Regions from separate parts of the Homo sapiens genome. Here regions 1 and 2 are each linked to region 3. A link is an interaction called in ENCODE POLR2A ChIA-PET data of the cell type or tissue named here. Cell type or tissue: MCF 10A. All regions are shown on one strand.

The links. ChIA-PET counts read pairs that join two places held together with the same protein. Peaks named below come from ENCODE experiments on the same cell type or tissue, not always from the same donor. Only the 100,000 strongest peaks of a DNase experiment are listed, where the experiment ranks them.
Region 1: POLR2A ChIA-PET joins it to region 3 with 7 read pairs; 3 of 35 experiments call an interaction of 5 or more read pairs at or near these places.
Region 2: POLR2A ChIA-PET joins it to region 3 with 9 read pairs; 3 of 35 experiments call an interaction of 5 or more read pairs at or near these places.

The regions. Positions count from the first base shown.
Region 1 is chr2:120,600,079-120,605,078 of GRCh38, reverse strand. No RefSeq gene overlaps it. Among named protein-coding and RNA genes, the nearest start is that of GLI2, 130 kb to the left of the region's middle. RefSeq lists an enhancer at 792-1,086. In MCF 10A, no CTCF peak of the experiment used is centred here; DNase peaks (open chromatin) are centred at 928 and 2,648.
Region 2 is chr2:120,318,418-120,323,417 of GRCh38, reverse strand. It overlaps LOC105373584 (a long non-coding RNA gene), which reads left to right and starts at 4,077. Exons shown (of 3, transcript XR_923260.3): 1 at 4,077-4,346; 2 at 4,752-4,899. In MCF 10A, no CTCF peak of the experiment used is centred here; a DNase peak (open chromatin) is centred at 2,867.
Region 3 is chr2:120,471,025-120,476,024 of GRCh38, reverse strand. No RefSeq gene overlaps it. Among named protein-coding and RNA genes, the nearest start is that of LINC01101, 7.2 kb to the right of the region's middle. In MCF 10A, no CTCF peak of the experiment used is centred here; DNase peaks (open chromatin) are centred at 2,104 and 2,904.

The sequences.
Region 1 (5,000 bases), 130 kb before region 3:
TAAAGCTTCCAGTCAGATTCAGAATAAAGTGGCACCCTCCCCTGTGGCCTCCAAGGCCTGTGATGTGGCCCACACTCCTGTTCACCTTGAGCCGTGGGCTGCCTTGCTGTTTCAGTCCCCTCCCAGACCCTGGCCCTGCTGTCCCTCTGTCCGCAGCACTACCACCCTGGCAGCGATGGTGCTCACTCCCCCACACTATTAGCATCTCTGACTTAGACTGTCTTCTCCGAGGGGCCTTTCCTGACCTCGTCATTGTGAATATGGCCCTATGTGATGCCCTCCATCCCCGGACTCTTGAGTTTTCCCCACACTACCTGAAATTGCGCTAACTGCAGATGTTAGTCCATTGTGGACTGCTGTAAAGGAATATCTGAGACTGGGTAATTTAAAAAGAAAAGAGGCTTATTTGGTTCACAGTTCTGCAGGCTGTACCAGCATGACACCAGCATCTACTCAGGTTTGGTGAGGCCTCAGGAAGCTTTTACTCATGGTAGAAGGCAAAGGGCGAACAGATGTGTTACATGGCGAGAGAGGGAGCAAGAAAAAGAGGGGGAAGTGCCAGGCAATTTTTTTTTCTTTTTTTTTTTAATTGAGACAGAGTCTCGTTCTGTCGCCCAGGCTAGAATGCAGCGGCGGGATCTCGGCTCACTGCAAGCTCCGCCTCCCGGGTTCACGCCATTCTCCTGCCTCAGCCTCTGGAGTAGCTGGGTCTACAGGTGCCCACCACCACGCCTGGCTAATTTTTTGTATTTTTAGTAGAGACGGGGTTTCACCATAGCCAGGATGGTCTTGATCTCCTGCCCTCGTGATTCGCCCGCCTCGGCCTCCCAAAGTGCTGGGATTACAGGCATGAGCCACAGTACCCGGCCTCAGGCTCTTTTAAACAATCAGCTCTGGCATCTCGCTACCACTCATGGCCAAGGGGCAGGGCTGACCCATTCATGAGGGATCCACCCCCATGACTCAACACCTCCAGCTAAGCCCACTTCCAACACTGGGGGTCACATTTCAACATGAGATTAGGAGGGGACACACATCCAAGCCACAGCACCGTTTGTTTGTTTGTTTGTTTGCTCCCTGTCTCCTCCATTGAACGCATCTTTCCCAGCACAGGGACATGATCTATTCAAAGCAGGATCACCAGTGTTTGGTGCCTAACAAAGGCTCAAAACATACTTGTAGAGTGACTGAATGAGGGACCAAGGGACGGGGAAGGTAGGACATGTCGGGGCATCTGTGGATCCCAAGGCAGGACTGGATTTCACAAGAAAGAGAGTGTCATTCTGCCAAATTCATTTCAGATGGACGAAGTCTGTAAAAGGAAAAAACAAAGCTATTAACACCACAATAGCAAAAGAGAGGAGCATATTTTCATGATCTCGGAGGAGGGAAGACCTTCCTAAGCAAGACACGAAATCCAGAAGCTATAAAACAAAAGCCTGACAGATTTGACTACATAAAAATAAAGCTTCTGGCAGGGCGTGGTGGCTCATGCCCATAATCCCAGCACTTTGGGAGGCCAAGGCAGGCGGATCACTTGAGCTCTGAAGTTTGAGACCAGCCTGGGCAATATGGCAAAACTCTGTCTCTACCAAGAATACAAAAAAAAATCAGTCGGGCGGGGTGGTGTGTGCCTGTGATCTCAGCTACTTGGGAGGCTGAGATGGGAAGATGGCTTGAGTCCAGGAGGCGGAAGTTGCAGTGAGCCAAGATCGTGCCAATGCACTCCAGCCTAGGTGACAGAGTAAGACCCCATCTCAAAAAAAATAAAATACTTACAATCCAGCACTTTGGGAGGGCTGAGGCGGGTGGATCGCCTGAGGTTGGGAGTTCAAAACCAGCCTGACCAACATGGAGAAACACCGTCTCTACTAAAAATACAAAATTAGTCGGGCGTGGTGGCGGATGCCTGTAATCCCAGCTACTCGGGAGGCTGAAGCAGGAGAATCGCTTGAACCCAGGAGGTGGAGGTTGCGGTAAACCGTGATCGTGCCATTGCACTCCAGCCTGGGCAACAAGAATGAAACTCGGTTTCAAAAAAATAAGTAAATAAAATAAAATAAATAAAAAGCTTCTGCATAGCCAAATACATGATAAACCAAGTTAAAAGATATCTGATGGACTGGGAGAAAAGACTGAAACCATGTACCACAGACAACAGATTAATATCATAACATATAATGGGGTTCTATAAGCCAGTAAGTAGAAACTCACATAACCCGGTAGAAAAAAACGGGTAAAGGAAAGAAACCGGTAGCTTGTAGGGTAAGAAATTCTCACAGCCAGCGAATGGCTGAATAGATGCTTAACCTCTCCAGTCACCTGGGAAATCAAAATAAAACAGCAAGAATACACTGGGGGCAAAATTTAAAGGAATAGGTAGTGCTGCACTGGCAAGGATGTGGGGCTCCCGGGATCTCCTATACTGAGACGGGGTGTGGTCCCCGTGGAGGCTGGGAGGCAGCTGGGCCAGCTTAGTGATATTCAAAAATGCACACTCCTTGGGACCCAGAAATTTCACTTTTAGGATGTTCAGTGCCTCAGGGTTTGCACGAGCAAAGGAAGAAAGTGGAGCCAACTAATTGCTCGTCAACAGAGAGGAGGTTGCACAACAGAAAACTATGCAGCTAACACAAAGGCTGCCCCGCTGGCATTGAGAAATGCTTCCAACTCAGCCAGTGAAAATAACAGCAAGATGCATGACAGCATGGGCAGCATGGGCTGGTTAATCCTGCGTGTGCAGTCACACGGACATATACATGCACCTGCATATGTAACTGTGTGCAGTCATAGATATTTCTGGAGTGAAATGTACAACTGTCAATGGTAGGTAGCTCTGAGCAGTGGAATGGAACTGAAGGAGTGATTTCCATCTTTATTGTTTCACTATTGCAGAATTTAAGCAACTAAAATGTATTACTATTATAACGTTTTAATAATGAAAAAATAACAGCACTAAAGAAGGGTGTGGCTGGGGTGTGGAGGGCTGTCAGGTCAAGGCAGGAGAGGCCTGAAGATTGTGCACCAGGTTGAACCCTCAGGAGCCTGCAGGGAGGCTGCTGGGCAGGGGCATGGTGGGTGGGAACTGGGCCACAGAATCCCCAAGGGGGCCAGCCCGCTCCCAGGCCACCCCACAACTCTGTGAGGCAGGCTCCTATGTCTCCACTCTTCTGCTATGTAGAGAGATGCAACCCAAAGTCTCTTCGGCAGGGTGGAAGGTACAGAGCCAGGGCCCACCATGCCAGGCACACTCTGACCCTCTCCCGGTGCGGTCAGACGCTTGGGACCTGGCAATGTGAGGTGGCAGAGCTTTCACTGAGGCAGCACCCTCTCAGCTCAGCAGTCCTGAGTGGGGTGTGGTTCCAGTGCAGCCTCCTCCGGCCCCTGGGAATTTCAGGCTCCCCTTCCCGTGAGACAAGGGCCGTCTCCTTATGGCGGCCTCCACCAGTCCTGGACATGTGGCTATAGCAATGGGTGAGGCCTCTGGGCAGATGTCAAGCCAATGGATGACTTTGGACATCTGCACTTTGGAGGAGAGAAGCCTAGCTGGAGACAGACTCTTGGATGGGACTTGGAGCCAAGAGCAGGTGACGACACCGGGGAGGGTGTGTTGAGAGGAATGACAGCCCAGCACAGAGTTCTGGGCTCCCCCATGAAAGCATAACCCAGGAATCATGGTCTCTGAAGTCCTGAGCTCTAAGGGGCAAAGACTCAGGAGGGCAGAGACTTGCCCAAGGCCACCCAGATAGCACCTCGGTCTGCCTGGCTTCCTAACTTGCTAACCTCCACCAGTCACTCTCCTTGGTGTTTCTATTTCAGACTTTACATCTCATCTTTGTTTTATTTTCTTTTACTGCCCTCCTCCATAACAGCTAATTTGGTGATTTAAGACAGCAGCACTGTTTTGTCTTTATTTCTGCCTCTAACCTTGGTCCTTGGGGTCAGAGGCTGATTGGCTGGAGGTTTGAAAGGTTGGAAGGAAATTGGGAACAACTGCTAGAGGGCAGAAACTGAGGAGACACAGCCGGGGACAGTGGGCAGACCAGTGCCCCGCGGTCCGCTCCTTGGGTGGGTGCTGACCAGGGGTTGGAGCACGGGGCAGCCCTGTCTGCTCACACAGCTGAGGATGGGGCTCCAGTATAGAGAAGGAGGCACACACACCAGAGCTGCAAGAGAAGCCATGGCTACTGCCTGCTGGACACTTGCTTCTCCTCATTTTGCCTACATAGCCCCACAAGATGGGCACCAGGGCTCTCTTGCCATCTGCATAGGGGTTAAGGGCACAGACAGCCAGGAAGGGGTAAGGCCAGGCCTGTCTGACCTTGAGTCTCAGCCTTATAACCACCAGTCAGTAGTGGCCCCAATATTAGGCTCGTGTCTGCATGCACATTTTTCTACAGGTTTTCACTTAGGTCTTACAGCGATCCTATGAGTTGGGTATTTTGGGCTCCATTTTGCAGACAATGAAACAGAGGCCCAGGAAGGTCAATTAAGGTCACCCAGCCAGTAGGCTCCAGAGCTTGCATTCTGACCCAGACCGTGGTCCTGCCTCTTTGCGTCTAGCCCAGTCCACCTGCCTGGGGAGGGGTGCAGGGAAACGAGCAATGCCCGGCCAGTCTCTCTTCCTGATGGTGCCCATGCTTTTTCCTTTTCCATTTCTTTTTCTCCAAACCTCAGTTTTCTTATCTATAAAATGGGGGATAAGCTGCCTTCATTCTAGGGTTATCGTGAAGATGAATACCAACGATGTATATAAATTTCTGGGCTTGCTGGCCAACAGGTGGCTGATAAGCATGGTTAGGAATATTTCTAAGGAGACTGGTTGTCGGGATTTTTTATGCAATGGCTTTAGGCAGAGCACCTAACCCTAGCTCTTGGTCATACGATTCGGGGGAAAGCATGAATGGCACATCCTAAGGGCAGGGACAAAGGGCAGGGAGTGACTGGAGCCACCAGTGTCTGCAGGTGTGTCTGCAGCCTACGGGGGGCCTCTCCAGGGC
Region 2 (5,000 bases), 150 kb after region 3:
CAGATGCTGGGGCTGCCGTGACCGAGGTAGCTCTGGGCTGGTCACCAAGCCGAGCCCAAGGCAGTGGAGCCAAGGCTGATTGCAACAGAGGAGGAGGAGGAGGGGGGAGGCAGCAGCAGGGGAGACACTTTTCAAAAAGTCTGACATTGAGGAGAAGTGGATACATGAGTAACCAGGATGAGGGGTTTTTTTTGTTTTTTTGTTTTGTTTTGTTTTTAAGATAGGGACAGTTGGGACATATTTGCAGACAAGAAGGAATTGAGCCAGGGAGATAAAGATTTAAACTGTCCAAGAGAAAAAGTGTGCACAGGGCAGAGCTGGCGAGGAGCTAGGGGCGGGCAGGGGCCCAGAACAAAGGGTACAAGCAGATACGGGGTTTTGTTTTCTTTTTATTTTTTTAAAGACAGGGTCTCTCTCTCTCTCTCTCTGTCACCTAGGCTGAAATGCAGTGAACTGATCATTGCTCACTGCAGCCTCGACCTCCTGGTCTCAAGAGATCCTCCCATCTCAGCCTCCTGAGTAGCGTGACCTCAGGCACATACCACCACACCTGGCTAATTTTTTTATTTTTCGTAGAGATGGGGTCTCACTATGTTCTCCAGGCTGGTCTCAAATTCTGGCTTCAAGCAACCCTGCCACCTCAACCTCCCGAAGCACTGGGATTACAGGCATGAGCCCCCACACCCAGCCACAAGCAGATAGGTTTAGATTTGAAGGGAAAAGACACTTTATCCTCTAAGACAGAAGAGAAGGATGAGAGAAAGGGAGCTGGAAATGAGAAGTGCTCAGGTGGAGGGGCTGAATCTCACATAGATGACACCGAGCAACCCAGAAAAGCAAGAGGCACAGGCACAGCAGAACACATGAGAGGGCTGCTGGTTCTGCGTTAGTTAGGGCGCGCAATGCTAGCTGCCGTAACAAACAAACACCCAAGCCTCAGGGGCCTGACCCAGTGACAGTTTGTTTCTCATTCAAAGTCCAATGCCAAGGTCACAGGGCAGTGGCAGGCTTCCACATCGTCATTCAGGGACCCAGGCTCCTTCCCCCCAGTGTCCCTGCCATCCCCTGGAGAGGAGCGAGCACATGGAGAATTGTGTGAGAAGCTTTCCGGGCAGGCACGGAAATAGCACACACTTCTGCCCACACTTCACTGGGCAGGCCTGGGTGCCACAGCCACACTGGGCAAGAGGCTAGAAAAAGTAGTTCCACTGGGTTCCCAGGAGGAAAAGGAAACAGATTTTGATGGAAACACAGCCATCTCTGCCACCAGGTAAGGGCTCAAATGAAGAAGAGAAGATTCCAGTAGTGTGAGTTCATGAGTAGTTGCTGCAGCCACCCCCGGAAGTGACAGGAAATGAACCACCCCCTTTAGCCTGGGTCCTCGCAGCAAACCTTTTGCAAAAACTCTGAAGACATTGAATATATCGTTCTCCCTGGCCCACCCTGCGCATCCAACGTGTGACACAGAGCGCTTGCCATGCATCCCTGCCCCAGGAAGGCCCCCGGCTCAGGTTTGTCATTGCTCAGCACCTTTAGATGTACAGTATTTGCAGCAAAAGGCCTTCCATGATTCAAAGGCATGAAGCCCCAACACTGGCATTCCAGGCGTCCCACTTAGAGTTCACAGTCATTGCTGGGTATCAGCCCACCTTCAACCCCCCGAGGTAGATGGAGGGGGTCCTGCCGGTCCCTCACAGCCAGAACAGCTCAGAAAGAACAGTGTATAAAGAAGGCCTTCATGGCCGGGCATGTGGCTCATGCCTATGATCCTAACACCTTGGGAGGCCAAGGTAGGAGGATAACTTGAAGCCAGGAGTTCGAGACCAGCCTGGGCAACATAGTGAGAACCCCCTCACCCCATCTCTACAAAAAATAAAAATTAGCTGGGCATGGTGGCACAAGCCTGTATAGTCCCAGTTACTTGGAAGGCTGAGGAGGGAGGATTCTTGGGCCCAGAAGTTCAAGGCTGCAGTGAGCTACGATCACACCAGCGCACTCCAGCCCGAGTGACAGAGCGAGACCCTGTCTCTATGTTTAAACTCGAAGAAGAAGGAGGAGGGAGAAGAAGGAGGGAGAAGGAGGAGGAGGGAGAAGGAGGAGGAGGGAGAAGGAGGAGGAGGGAGGAGGAGGAGGAGGGAGGAGGAGGAGGAGGGAGGAGGAGGAGGAGGGAGGAGGAGGAGGAGGGAGGAGGAGGAGGGAGGAGGAGGAGGAGGGAGGAGGAGGAGGAGGGAGGAGGAGGAGGAGGGAGGAGGAGGAGGAGGGAGAAGGAGGAGGAGGGAGAAGGAGGAGGGAGAAGGAGGAGGAGGGAGAAGGAGGAGGGAGAAGGAGGAGGGAGAAGGAGGAGGGAGAAGAAGGGAGAAGGGAGAAGAAGGAAGAAGAAGAAGAAGAGGCCCTTATGAAAATCTATATATCTCAAGGATATTTTTCCCTTGACTCTGGTTGTAGGAATTGGCTTTCCCAACAGGTACCCTAAGTTTCCCAACCTTCCATTTATCACAAACAAGGATATTATCCTCTGTCAAAAAAAAAAAAAAAACCCAAAGTTTCCCAGGCCTGTTTGTGAAAGCTGTGCTGGCCATCCTGCCCGCATGAAGAAAGCATAGGTTCTTGTCATCCCACAGAGGAAGCCGTGTGAGTGCTGTTGATAGCCTGTTGCTCTAATCCAGCAGCTTTCCTATACACAGCTGTTGAAAACCATCAGCGTTGGAGACAGCAAAAGAAACACTGGGCTGATAGATCGGAATGACTTAGGAGAGGGAAATCAACACACACACGTGTTGTGCAGATCTTGCAAAATCTAACTATAGGGAGAGAGGGGTGGGGAGAGGGGAAGAAAACAATTGAGCCCCAGAGGCATCTGGAAATGAATGCTAGACTCTGTCTGGGTGTTGCTCAATGGTGACCTGCCTTCCCAGGGGCCTTGCCAAGGTGTGGTAAAGGTGCAGGCTCTGCTGATGGCTCGTTTCATCCCTGCTGGAAGCAACTGGGGAGCTGCTTCAAAGTTGCAGTGTCCTTCGAGCAGCAAAGATCCAGCGATGCCAGGGCATGAGAAGGGCATCTCTCCCATGCGAGTGTGGTGAGCAGACAGGCGTCTACCTGCACAAGGTGTGTTTACGGGCGCAAAGCCTCCAACTCATGTGGTCAGGTTAGAGAACAGAAGCTCATTCATTCCCTATTTGCCCCAAAGCCTAACCCTTCTCCTTCAGTTACTTGGAGTGAACAACTACTACCCCACAAGGACCCAGGCCTGATGGCTTCTAGCATACAGCGTTTGCGGTGCAGGCAGCATTGCCCCGGAACAGAAAAGCTGAGATTCTAGAGACACCTCCCCGACACGCCCCTCCCTTTCTGCCACATTTTGGCCGTGTCTGATGTTGGCCCACAAAGTTCCACCAAAAACATCCACCGCCCACTACTCCTGCAGCCCAAGCAAAAGCTCGCAAAGGGAAAATCGAGGCGTTCCGTCAGAGCTGCGGCATCAGACAGAGGTGTTTTGGCAAGCCAGGGGCTCTAATGAGGCTGTAAATGACAGGGCAGGGAAGTGCAGGAAATGGCTAAACATCCTGTCGGCTTTGAACTCCACAGACCTGCTCGGAAGCACTCACATTGGTCTGAAACACGAACACCTCTTTATTATGGGATCAATAAAGGCTGTAGGAATCGCTTCTGGTCCTGCTGGTGTTACCAAATTTGATGATCATTTGCTGAGCACTGAGGAGATCACAGGCCAGAGGAGGTGGGGGTCCACCTGGGCTGTGTGGTCACGCACCCAGTGCCCAACGCTCAGACAGACACCAGCCAGCTTCACCTTGTGCTGCCTCTGCGACTCTGGGCGACTTAGTTTTCTGTGGCTCTGTTTCTTTGTCTATAAATTGAAAATAATAAATAGGGCCCACCTGGAGGAGTTGTGTGGGCCCCAGTGGAGTGATAATGTAGGTAAAGGGCTGACATGCCAGGGCCAGACACCAGGGTGACTCCCCTGAGAACCAAGAGGTCATCGCCATGGTTCAGAACCTGTTCCATTCTCCTCTGCTGCCCTACGCATTCCAATACAGCACCTTCTGCCTGCCACGCCCAGTCTCCAGGGCTGGAATACAGATGTGAGCAGGACCATTCCTGGCCTCCCGGCTCTGAGGAGGCGAAGCGCAGGCCCACAGCTGTGCGGCAGGAGCCACCCTCACAGCAGAGCCGGTGTAGACGCTTGAACGGCTCCTGCAGACACTCCCCTCTCCCCCTCTTAAAAAAACAAATGCCCTGGCCTCCATAGCCCCCAACATACCTGCTTGTGCCCTCCTCTCTCCACTGGTATCACAAACAGAAACATCAATCTGCCTTTGTTTTGCCAGGTCTGTTTCCACACACCCTTCCCATTATATTTGAAAACAAAGCTTCCCATCTTTGCTCGGACTTCTCAGCCTACTTTTAAGCAAAGCACTAACAAGCGCCTCCAGGGTGGGGTGGAGAGTTTGTGCCAAGAGCAGGGCTTGGCCCAGAGCCCATCCCTTCCAGGCCTGGTCACAGGGAGAGAGGGTGGAGATACAGCAGACAGAGGGGCCGAGAAGGGGCCTGCGGCCTCCCCACCTTGCCTCTCCCTCTGGTAGTGAACGTCCTCCCCATCCCCAAGGGCCTCCAGTCGGCCCTGGGCTGCTCCAGGGGTCCCTTTCAGCAGACCGCCCCCAGGCCTGTCAAGCCTGTCTCTTGCACAGAACGCTTTATCTGCCCCCACCCCTGCATCCTGTTCTCTGTTCCAGAGGGGCAAGGCTGTGGAACCCCAGAAGACAGGCCTCTGAGAGGACCCGGGTCACCCGGACCTGGACTCAAATCCCATCCCTGTACCTCTCCTTGGATGAACCATCGAACACTGAGCTTCCATTTTGCATCTTCCAACTGCACAGAGAAGTAAGTGTGTGCTGCTCCTTCCGTGGTTGGTGCTGAGTGGGGATTTCGGGAATGGTCCCTGCTCCCTGCATTTTCCACAGGGCCAGCGGGAAATAAGCTTT
Region 3 (5,000 bases):
TCTGTGCCTCATTTCCCCTTCTGCAAAATGGGGATCAAATCAAGACCTTTCTTACAAGGTTGTGGAGAGAATGGAATGAGACGGCACCATAATGAATCCTCGCAGTGCCTGTGTGCAGTGGGAACTAATTCATCATTGCTCCCTCCCTCTTTCTGTTCCCCACGGCACGTCCTTTCCTTATTCTGACAATGAGCCTGAATTCCCAGTGTGGCCACTCTAGGACCCAACCTGGAGCTGCTGCTCCCCGGCATCAAAGGTCTTGGCTTGAGACTCCTTCCCTCAGATATAGGTGCTGATGTGTCTGTCAATGGCTGTGCCCTGCAACTGGAGGAAGACAGTGGACTACATAATCACAGGGTCTTCCCAAACATGACAGGAACCAAGAGAACACAGATAATGATCAGGGACCCTAAGGTAGGCCTCAACTCACTCCACATTAGCACAGCCCCCAGATACAGGAGGGCAGGCAGGCTGGGGAACTGCTGGCCAGCAAGAGGGACCTGTGGCGTGGAGAAGAAGGAACTTCCTTCAGCCTGCAGGGAGGAAAGACCCAGCCTGGGCTGAACCCTTGCTCTGCCACCATCAGCTGTGTGACCTGGGGCCATTGGCATCATCTCGATGAATCTCCTCACCTGCAAAGAGGATAAACAATAGCAACTGGTGGGTTTGTTGGGTGATAGGCACAGGAAGGAGACTCAGGAATTGTATTCTACTAGGAATGGTGCAATTACAGTGCAATCACAGTGCAAAGGCTATTGAAGCCCAACCACTTTTCTGAAGTCCCCTTAGGGCTACATAAGCTCTGATAAAAGATACCTGCCACTCTCACAGTGGTGCTTCGTAGACAGTAAGCCTTCTAAAGAAAGGGCTGCTGGCCAGGCGCGGTAGCTCACGCCTGTGATCCTGGCACTTTGGGAGGCCAAGGCGGGCAGATTGTGGGGTCAAGAGATGGAGACCATCCTGGCCAACACGGTGAAACCCCGTCTCTACTAAAAAAAAAAAATTAGCTAGGCATGATGGCGCGTGCCTATAATCCCAACTACTTGGGAGGCTGAGGCAGGAGAATCGCTTGAACCTGGGAGGTGGAGGTTGCAGTGAGCTGAGATTGCACCACTGCACTCCAGCCTGGCGACAGAGCGAGACTCCATCTCAAAAATATAAATAAATAAATAAAAGAAAAAAAAGAAGAAAGGGCTGCCATGAAACTCATTCTACTCAGGCAAAGGAAGCCTGGGTGGGGCCACTCCCTAAGGCCACAGTGCCGGAAGATTGGGAGTTAGGGTGCGAGCAAGGGTCTTCCCACCCATGACCCTGGAAGCCCCTCCCCTACCCACTCACTCCTGCAACCGCCACCCAGCCTTCTGCAGCCACACAGTGTTGTGTGAAGTTCTCCCGAGCTCCGTGAGGCTCCCTGAGGAGCCCCTAAGCTTCCATGCCTACAAGCAGGGAAGTGCACAGGAAAATGTGGTAGGAGAGACACAGTCCGTCACCTACCAGTCCCAGCCTCGAAGCTCATTCCGTCATTCTTTTATTTTACCAAGCAGGTAGGATTTCATTTGGAGAGACTGGGGAAGGAAATCCAAATGGGAGGCAAGACCCAGGCAAAGGTGTGGAGGCTGGACAGGGAGAGACCACCAAGAATTCAGGGGCGGGAATTCAGCCATGGGGAGCCTAGGTTCAGGCAAGGTTAAGGAGAGGGAAGGTTTATCCCCATGTCTGACCTACCCCTTCAACCGTCCCCCCACTGGCCCCAGCAGCCCTGCCCAGAGCTGCCTGCTCCTCGGGGGACAGGGGTGGTGTTTGCAGCCCCCTTAATATCTTCCCGTGGGCACATATCAGCATTTCACCGGCTCCCTGGCAGAGCAGGCTATGTGATAAGAAATCCAGGAAGTTCAATAAACTCAGAGCGCTTGGCCACCACCGTGGCTTATGCCAGAATAAACAGGGCCTGGCATGGGGTTGCAAGGCCCTGTCCCAGGGCAAACACTGCCTTTTGCCAAATAGGGAGTTGTTTTTGCAAAGGCAAGTGTGTACCTGGGGGGCAGAAGAGCAGTTCCGCCAAGCCCCTTGACCACTTGCCCCAACCGGGCTCTGACATCAGTTCTTACTAGTAACGACAGAGGCCAGAGGGGAGACTCTCACGGCCGTGAGTGAAAGATACAAAGTTGTTACAAAACAAAAAAGGAAGGAGAATGAGTAATCTCAGTCATAAAGCTCCCAAACAGCAGTTCAAACCCGCTCAGGTAATCCGTGCATCATGCTTCCTGCAGTCTCCGTGTTGCCAACACCTCATCTTGCTTGATCTTAAAGCGCCCTGTGAGGTTGGCAGGGAGGGGAAGATGAGCCAGCCCTGCTGACTGGGAAAATGAGGGGCAGAGCACCTAACAAAGGTTCAAGTTCACGTGGAAGAGCATAGAGGGCCAGGCCTGGCAGGATTTAAGCAGTTGCTCCACCGCACACCTTAGGCAGGTCCTCTGGGCTCTGGGAGTCTCAGTTTCCTCATACGTAAAATGAGGCTTGCAACTGCTACCCACAGATAGGTCCTGGGTTTCTTTCAGGTAAGAGTTTTGAAGGCCTTTAGCCCTGCACTTGGCCTGCACAGACTCTCAGGAAAACAAGTTCCTGTCTTGGGCCTAGGGTACCACACCAACTAGGGGCACAGTGGCCTTCCCGGCACCCCATTGGTAAGCCGAGCAAACAAAATATTCGCTTCAGGAGGTGCTGAAGTGTGCAAGAAAAGTTGTCTGCCTGTGATACACACCCTCATTGCACAATGACCAGGACATAAGAGAGCTCATGTGTGTGCGTGTTCGTGTGCACACACGCCCTCTCTCCAAAGGCCCTCGCTCCAGCAGTTGCATCATACATCACAGGCAGCTCCTTTGTATCCTGCAATAAAGTCATTTAATGCTAATGATGAAATGTATGCCCTACAGTGCTCGTTATTAATAGGAATTAGATGTATTTCAGGTAACAAAACAGTGAGTCATGTGGGCAATGAACACATCGTGCCAACCCGACCCGTGGTGGGACTGACGTGGTTCATGCTTGCCCCTCCAGAAAGAGCCACGCTCCCACAGCAACTACAGATTAATAAATCATGGCGTGGCTCTAAAGCTGGCCCCCAGGGGCGCAGGACTCAGGACTCACCTCTGGAGCTACCAGTGTGTCCCACGTCTTTTTCTTCCTGATGATTTTGAAAGCATCTATTCACTGTCATCACATCCTCCCCTCATATTCGCTTGTACTGTGCTCACTGTATCTGACCCCTCAACACCAGACACCCACTCACATACTGACACCTTAGTTTGTGCCAGACCCCACAGAACTAGAGCTAGACCCAGAGATAACCCATAGATACACACACAAACGCACACACAACCTGAGTTGCACAAAGATGTGTGCTCATACAGACCCGTGCCCACAGAGGTCGCAACCACACATGCACATGTGTGTCTCCTCAAGGCTTAATTGTCACCTCCTCTGTGAAGCAAGAGCCTCATCAGAGTACTCATCATCAGGAGAGCCTGGGTTACGTTGCTGTAACAAGTAACACCAGATCCTGGTAGTTTTTGGTAGTCAGGTGGAGGCTCTGCTCCACACAGTCACTTGGGGATTCAGGCTGCCAGCAGCTCCATCATTTTGCATCCTGAGCAGCTAGAATGTCCTCAGTGGCTGTGGCAGGGGAAGAGAAAAGGCAGAGGGTGAAGCCTCGGGCTAAAGGGAGGTGTCACCTGTGCCCTATTTCATTGGCCAGAATTAGTCATATGACCCCACCAAACTGCAGGGGCAACGGGAAGTGTAGTCTTCTGTGTTTGCATTCTGTATCTTGAAGTCAGGAATGAGTTCCCTGGGGCTAAAATCAAGGCATCAGTAGGAATTGTTCCTTTGGAAGGCTCCAAGGGTGCTCACATTCCTTGGCTTGTGGCTCACCCCTTTCCTCCATTTTCAAAACCACAGAATAGCATCTTCTATTCCCTGTGACCTCCTGCTTTCCTCTAACAGGGACCATTGTGCCCGCCCTGGTAATCCAGGATAACCATCCCTCTCAAGGTCCGTATCTTCACCACATCTGCAAAGGTCCTTTTGGCATGTGAGGTCACATCCACAGATCTGGGGGAGTAAGACATGGCCATCTGTTATGGACTGAATATTTGTGTCTCCCTAAAATTCCAATGTTGACATTCTACCCTGCACTGTGATGGTGTTAGGAGGTGGGGCCTTTGGGAGGTGATGAGGTCATGAGGCTGGAGCCCCCATGATGGGATTAGCAGTCTTAGAAGAACAGGCAGAAGAGTTTGCCATGGCTCACTCTGCTCTCTTCCATGGGTATGCATAGCAAGAAGGCAGCCATCTGTGAGCCCAGAAGAGACCCTCCCCAGAACCCAACCATCCTGGCACCCTGACCTCAGACTTCCAGCCTCCAGAATCGTGAGACATAAATACCTGCTGTTTAAGCCACCCAGTCTATAATATTCTGTTCTAGCAGTCTGAACTAAGGCACCCTCTTGGTGTGGCACATTATTCTGCCTAGCACAGCATTCCAGAAAGGAGAGAGATGGCACAGGGTTTTGAGGACACACAGCACTGCCCCTGCCATCCAGCTCTCCTCCCCTGCACTGTCATTGCCCATGCAGCCTCTCCAGAGAAGCAGTCGCGCTCTGTAGGGGCAGGCGCCGGCCATGAGCATCTCTGCCCAGCAGATGGCTGGCAGATAGCAGGGGCCTGGGAAGGCCTGTAAGAAGGGAGAAAAGAAGAAAAATATGAATGAATGATTTTGGCAGGATCAACAGTTGTGTGAAGACAGAAAAAGCATGAAAGAAAGTGGATTCTAACGAATACAGAGGCAACCACATCACACAGAGCCAACAGGGGAAGGGGGTGGCCCTGAAGTGGAGGTTCTGAGGGAAGCAGCGGCGTTTCATGCCCAGATATGGAGGAATGGTGAGCACGAAAAGTGTGGAAAGAAAGGGCAGAGGGAGGCAGAAGGAAGCCCTTAG